2 separate regions of the Homo sapiens genome follow, and region 1 is linked to region 2. A link is an interaction called in ENCODE POLR2A ChIA-PET data of the cell type or tissue named here. Cell type or tissue: CD4-positive, alpha-beta T cell. All regions are shown on one strand. Each heading gives the region's core, and the rest is flanking DNA. Links, peaks and the distances in the headings are about the cores only. Region 1 holds the start of LOC105373847 (a long non-coding RNA gene). Region 2 has its middle 180 kb from the start of INO80D-AS1.

Region 1 (2,913 bases), core at 323-2,822, 66 kb before region 2:
TTCAACAACAAACGGTACTAAGGACATCCACATACAAAAGAATGAATTTGGCCCCCTTTCTCAGACTGCCTTGGTCCATTTGTGTTGCTCTAAAGGAATACCTCAGGCTGGGGAATTTATAAAGAGAAAAGGCTTATTTGGCTCACAGTTCTACAGACTATACAAGAAACATGGCACCAACATCTGCTTCTGGTGAGAGCCTCTGCTTCCACTGACAGCAGTAGGCAAAGGGGAGACAGCGTGTAGAAATTGCATGGCAAGAGCAGAGGCAAGGGAGAGAGGAGAGAGGTGACAGAGTTTTTTAAACAACGAGCTCTCACAGGAAATAATGAAGCAATAACTCATTACTTGAAGATGACTCCAAGCCATTCATGAAAGATTTGCCCCCACGACCCAAACACCTCCAATTAAGCCCCACCTCCAACCTTGAGAATCAGAATCAGATTTCAACATGAGATTTGGAGAAGTCAAATATCCAAACCATAGCACACACCACACATAAAAACTAACTCGAAAGTGGATCATAGATCTAAATGTAAGACTTAAAACTATAAAACTCTTGCAAGAAAACACAGGAGTAAATATTCATACCCTTGGATTGAGCAATAGTTTTTCAGATATCACCTCAAAAGCACAGCAACAAAAGAAAAAATATACACACTGGAATTCATCCAAATTAAAAATATTTGTGCTATAAATGGTATCATCAAGAAAGTAAGAAGACAATCTGCAGAATGGGAGAAATATTTTCAAATTATGCACATGATAAAAGACTTGTGCCCAGAAAATAGCAAAGGGGGAAACACAACTCAATTCCTCTTTTTTTTTTTTTTTTTTTTTTTTTGAGATGGAGTCTCACTCTATCGCCCAGGCCGGAGTGCAGTGGCGCGATCTTGGCTCACTGCAAGCTCCGCCTCCCGGGTTCACGCCATTCTCCTGCCTCAGTCTCCCAAGTAGCTAGGACTACAGGCGCCCGCCACCACGCCCGGCTAATTTTTGTATTTTTAGTAGAGACAGGGTTTCACCTTGTCAGCCAGGATGGTCTCAATCTCTTGACCTCGTGATCCGCCCACCTCGGCCTCCCAAAGTGCTGGGATAACAGGCGTGAGCCACCACACCCAGCCCTTTAATTTAGTTTTTAACAAGGTTACATGAGCACATACTTTAAAAAGTCAAATAGTTCTACAAGACTTGTTGCCACAAATAGCAGTCCCTGCCCCCATTTTCCTTCCCCAGAGGCAACTAATTTTAATTCTTACCATTAATTTTTGTTAGTATTTGTGTCCATATCAGTACATAACATGCGTGTATGTCTAATTCCTGATTGGTCTGTTTTAGGTACTATCTACGAACTTCCCGCTGGGGAAGATGAGGATTTAGCACTCCTGCCAACTCCCTTTACCCCTAACACACACACATGGACTCCCCCTGCCCCACAGGTCCCTAAGACATGACATCACATTTTTCAGATAGATTAATATTCTGTATTTATATCTATGACTAAATGCTATTTACAGATAAGCCACGTACTATCCTATGATTAGTTTTCCTTGCCTGCACACATTTTGTTTTGCCTGGAGTTATCTTATTTTGCTTTCTTGTTATCAATATTGTTGCCATTAATCCAATCCCAGGCTCCCCATCTCTCAATATGTTTGGATGCAATAGAGAGACTTTCGAGGTTACCTTATTGAGTGAAAAACTCCCATAGGTCCTCCTAACTCCTCCAGGTTGCCCTCAACTCCTTGGTTCTGGGTGCATGGCTGTCACCATGGTCCTGGCTAGTCCCTTCTCTTCCCTCCTTTATTGGGTCTTCTGTTAACTATCTCCCATGTCCTTGGTTTGCAACCTCAGTCTGGTGGAGCACATCTTCCAGTAGCTTCCTGAGAAAAAGTGCATGAGAAGTAAAATGATTGAAACTCTGCATGATTTAAAATGTCATTCACCCACTCCCAGGTTAAAAGAATATATAGACACATAATGATTCCAGTAGCTGCAAACAAAGCATTTATAAAATTCAATACAAATTCAAAATTTAAAAAGAATTTCTTACTGCAGAATTATTCACAATAGTCAAAAGGTAGAAACAACCCAAGTTGAATGGGTGAAGATGAATGAATAAATAAAATGTGGTATATACATATAATGGAATATTATTCAGCAATAAAAATGAGTGAAATCTGGATACATGCTACAACATGGATGAACCTTGAAAACATTATGTTAGGTGAAAGAAGTCAGACACAAAAGGACAAATATGTGATTTCACTTATATGAAATATCTAGGCTGGGCACAGTGGCTGACACCTATAATCCCAGAACTTTCAGAGGCCAAGGGAGGAGAATCGTATGCATGCAGGGCTTTGAGATCAGTCTGGACAACACAGTGAGACCCCGTTGGAGGGAGGGAGGGAGGGAAGGAAGGAAGGGAGGGAGGGAGGGAGGGAGGGAGGGGAAGGGAGGGAGGGAGGGGGAGAGAGAGGAAAAAAAGAAAAGGAAAGACAGGAAGAAAGGAAGGAAGGAGAGAGAGAGAAAGAAAGAGAGAAAGAAAGAAAAGAAAAAGAAGGAAAGAAAAGAAGAAAGAAAGAAAGAAAGAAAGAAAGAAAGAAAGAAAGAAAGAAAGAGAAAGGAAGGAAGGAAGGAAGGAAGGAAGGAAGGAAGGAAGGAAGGAAGGAAGAAAGAAAGAGAAAGAAAGAAGGAAGGTAGATCTAGAGTAGACAAGTTTATAAAGACAGAAAGTAGAATAGAGGTACCAGGGCCTCGGAGAAAAGGGGAACAGGATGTTCTTGCTTAATGGTTACAGAGTTTCTTTTTGGGGTGATAAAAAAGCTTTGGAGATAGTGATTATGGTTGCATACATTGTGAAGGCAATTGATTAATGCCACTGAATTGTACACTTCAAAGTGGTTAATA
Region 2 (2,913 bases), core at 124-2,623:
GACACGGATATATCTCACATCAATATAATGAATGAAGAGAACACCTATATTATCTTCTTGTGGCTACTATTAAAAAATCACCACAAACTTGGTGGCTTAAAACAATAGAAATTTATCCTCTCACAGTTCTGGAGGGCAGAAGTCTGAAATCACCATCACTGGGCCGAGATGAAGGTGTCAGGAGGCCCATACTCCCTCCAAAGGCTCTGGGGTAGAATTCATTCTTTGCCTCTTCCATCTTCTGGTGGATGCTGGCATTCCTTGGATTGTGGCTGCATCATTCCAGTCTCTGCCTCTGTTGTCACATTGCCTTCTTCTTTTCTGTTTGCCTTTCTCAAATAAGGACACTTGTGATTGCATTTAGGGCCCACCTAGATAATCTAGGATAATGTCACCATCTCGAGATCCTTCACTTAATCACAATTGCAAAAATCCTTTTTCCAAATAAGGTAACATTTACAGACTCCAAGGATTAGAACCTGCTATCCTGGGGACAGGGGTGGCATTGTTCAGCCAACTACAACACCCAACCTTGGTTCTTTTTCCTAAGTTACAGGTGTCCATGAACAGCTGATCCTACAAATTAACTTTGTAGGAACCACTTCCTCAGTCCCCAAAATACAAAGAAACTTTAAAAACAACCAGAATCCCACAAAGGACTCTCTTTAGGAGAAGCTGGCTGGAAACATGAAAAGCATATTCTTCCATATAAAAAAGCAGCAGCACATTCTCTTCAACAAACATATTGTAGGTCACATTTTTATGGCTGAATCAACAAAATGCTCTCTATAAACTACAATTTTGTGCAGCACAGACTGTTTCAGACACACTCCTGCTGCCAAGATGAGAGGTAGACATGGCTCATTCTCTTACCCTGGTGTCTCTGAAAATTCTTTCCCACGTATCTCGGGGCTGCCTGTGCTGACAAGAGGAATAGTATATCATTCTCCGGTGACGAGCCAGCTACCCCTCTGTTAGGGGCCAGGGAATCTCAGAGCACAGAGCATGAAACACGCCAAGGTTCTGTGGTAGAAACCCCAGACAGCTGTTGTCAGAGGGCATTGCATAAGCACACTAATGGGGGCTAACCTGAAATCGCACGCTTATGCGGAGCCCGCCCAACTCTCTGATAACATCAATGCGTGGGTCTTGGCTAATCAATTCTCATTTGGGAGACAATTTTGCTAGAAGATGTTCAGACATGGGGAATCCCAATAGGCCTTTGGTCAACATGATTTTATGGTTTGTTTAAAAATGGTTAAACAGCTATTAAGCTTCTCTTTCTGGCCTGTGTCCCTGCCTTCATATAAGTCATGCATGCATTTTCTCCCTCCCTCTAAAACTCTCAGACACATAAACACACACACTCTCTGTGGTTTGAGTGCTCCGTTATGGGGAAGCAACATCGTGATTTTTCCACCTCTGTTGAATGCTAAGGATTCAGTCCCAACCACGAACATGAGCTCTCAGGCCTCCCGTTACAGGCTCGGTCACTTAAATGAGCCACAGGACCTCTGTCTGCACTGACATGTGGCCAACGTTGGGGGTGGGGAATCCTTTTTGGATCCATTCTTTATTTCAAACAGCTCAATAACATTGATAGAATTAGAAAGCTTTCTTTTCCCGGTGATAGCTCAACCTATTCTGTTTTATTTCTGCTGGGTTGGCAATAACTTGCCAGCCAGGTTGTTAACCAAGTTTATTACTCACAGTCCAGGGAGTGTGAGTAAACACAGCCCCGAGAAGGCACCCCAAGCCCTCAGTGCCTGCTGTCTTGGGACCCTCTGGTTCGGACAGGAAGTCTCTTCCGGGAGCATATTTCAGTAGTTGCCTCCTGGATGGCCATTTTGATCAGGGGCCAGGCCCCGGTTCTCTGCTAATGTCACCCTTGGGGGAGGTTCAGCAGCCATAAAATCTCTCCTGAGACACTGTCATCCAACCGTTACAAAGAACATGGTTTTGCCTGACAAGCCTGAAACAGCACATGGCATTTCTCCCAAATTCTTTATCTATGCATCTCAAGAAGGTCTCGGTTGGGCTAGAGCTATATTTTATGCCATGCAGCATATTGGAAATTCTCTTCTTCTGTAACATGTGATTTAGAATAATAGTACATAAGGACCTGGAGTTAATACAGTAACAAAATTCAGTCTTTGCATGAACTAGGGAGAAAGCAGAGAGACTAGGAGATTTAGACAGCCCACTCTATTGAAACATGCAAACTCCGGGATGCCAGATTTTGACCTTTTGATTCATGGAGCAAATCTTTATTAACTGAACCCATCATACAAAAAGGGTGGTGGTCTCAGCAGTTTAAAAATATAATCTGGAATTCAGAATTCTATTCACTAATTTCTTCACTCGCTGAAACTGGAGGAAAGAAAGGGTTTCATCCACCTCTTGGAGAACATAAAGCTATGTAATTCCTTCTTATTCACATCTATTCATCGTGGAAAAAAAGGATCCATTTCGCCAAGCGTGGGAGATGTCAGTGCTTATCCTGCTGGCAGGACTCCTGCAGGGACTGGCAGGAAAAAAGAGAAAAGAGAGACACAGAAGAGCAGCAGAAGCAAGCGGAAGAAGAAAAGACCTGGAGTCTCCAGGAAGCTACTGGCTAAACACGTTAGTCTCTGCTAGAAAATTCTTCTCACCCTAAGTTTTTGCCCATTTATTCGGAGGACACACCATTCTAAGTGCAAGAGACAGAAACATCTAGAGGTATAAAGGGAATGCCGAAAAGGCAGATCTGCCCCTCCAAAAAAAAGCGCACACAGCTCCCCCACCGAAGCCTGATGATCCAGCGTCACCAATCTGGAGGCTCTACCCCATTTTGGACATGTGCTGTGGCTAGAATCCAGGGAGCGAGGCTGGGAGCATAGGAGGCACTTCTATGGCAGTGGGTAGAGGTACCCC

The links. ChIA-PET counts read pairs that join two places held together with the same protein. Peaks named below come from ENCODE experiments on the same cell type or tissue, not always from the same donor. Only the 100,000 strongest peaks of a DNase experiment are listed, where the experiment ranks them.
Region 1: POLR2A ChIA-PET joins it to region 2 with 11 read pairs; 2 of 35 experiments call an interaction of 5 or more read pairs at or near these places.

The regions. Positions count from the first base shown.
Region 1 is chr2:205,841,538-205,844,450 of GRCh38, forward strand. It overlaps LOC105373847 (a long non-coding RNA gene), which reads right to left and starts at 1,812. Exons shown (of 4, transcript XR_923802.3): 1 at 1,687-1,812. All of the region lies in intron 1 of LOC124907969 (a long non-coding RNA gene), which reads left to right. In CD4-positive, alpha-beta T cell, for the core only: no CTCF peak of the experiment used is centred there; no DNase peak of the experiment used is centred there.
Region 2 is chr2:205,907,620-205,910,532 of GRCh38, forward strand. No RefSeq gene overlaps it. Among named protein-coding and RNA genes, the nearest start is that of INO80D-AS1, 180 kb to the right of the region's middle. In CD4-positive, alpha-beta T cell, for the core only: no CTCF peak of the experiment used is centred there; no DNase peak of the experiment used is centred there; H3K27me3 peaks cover 751 bases.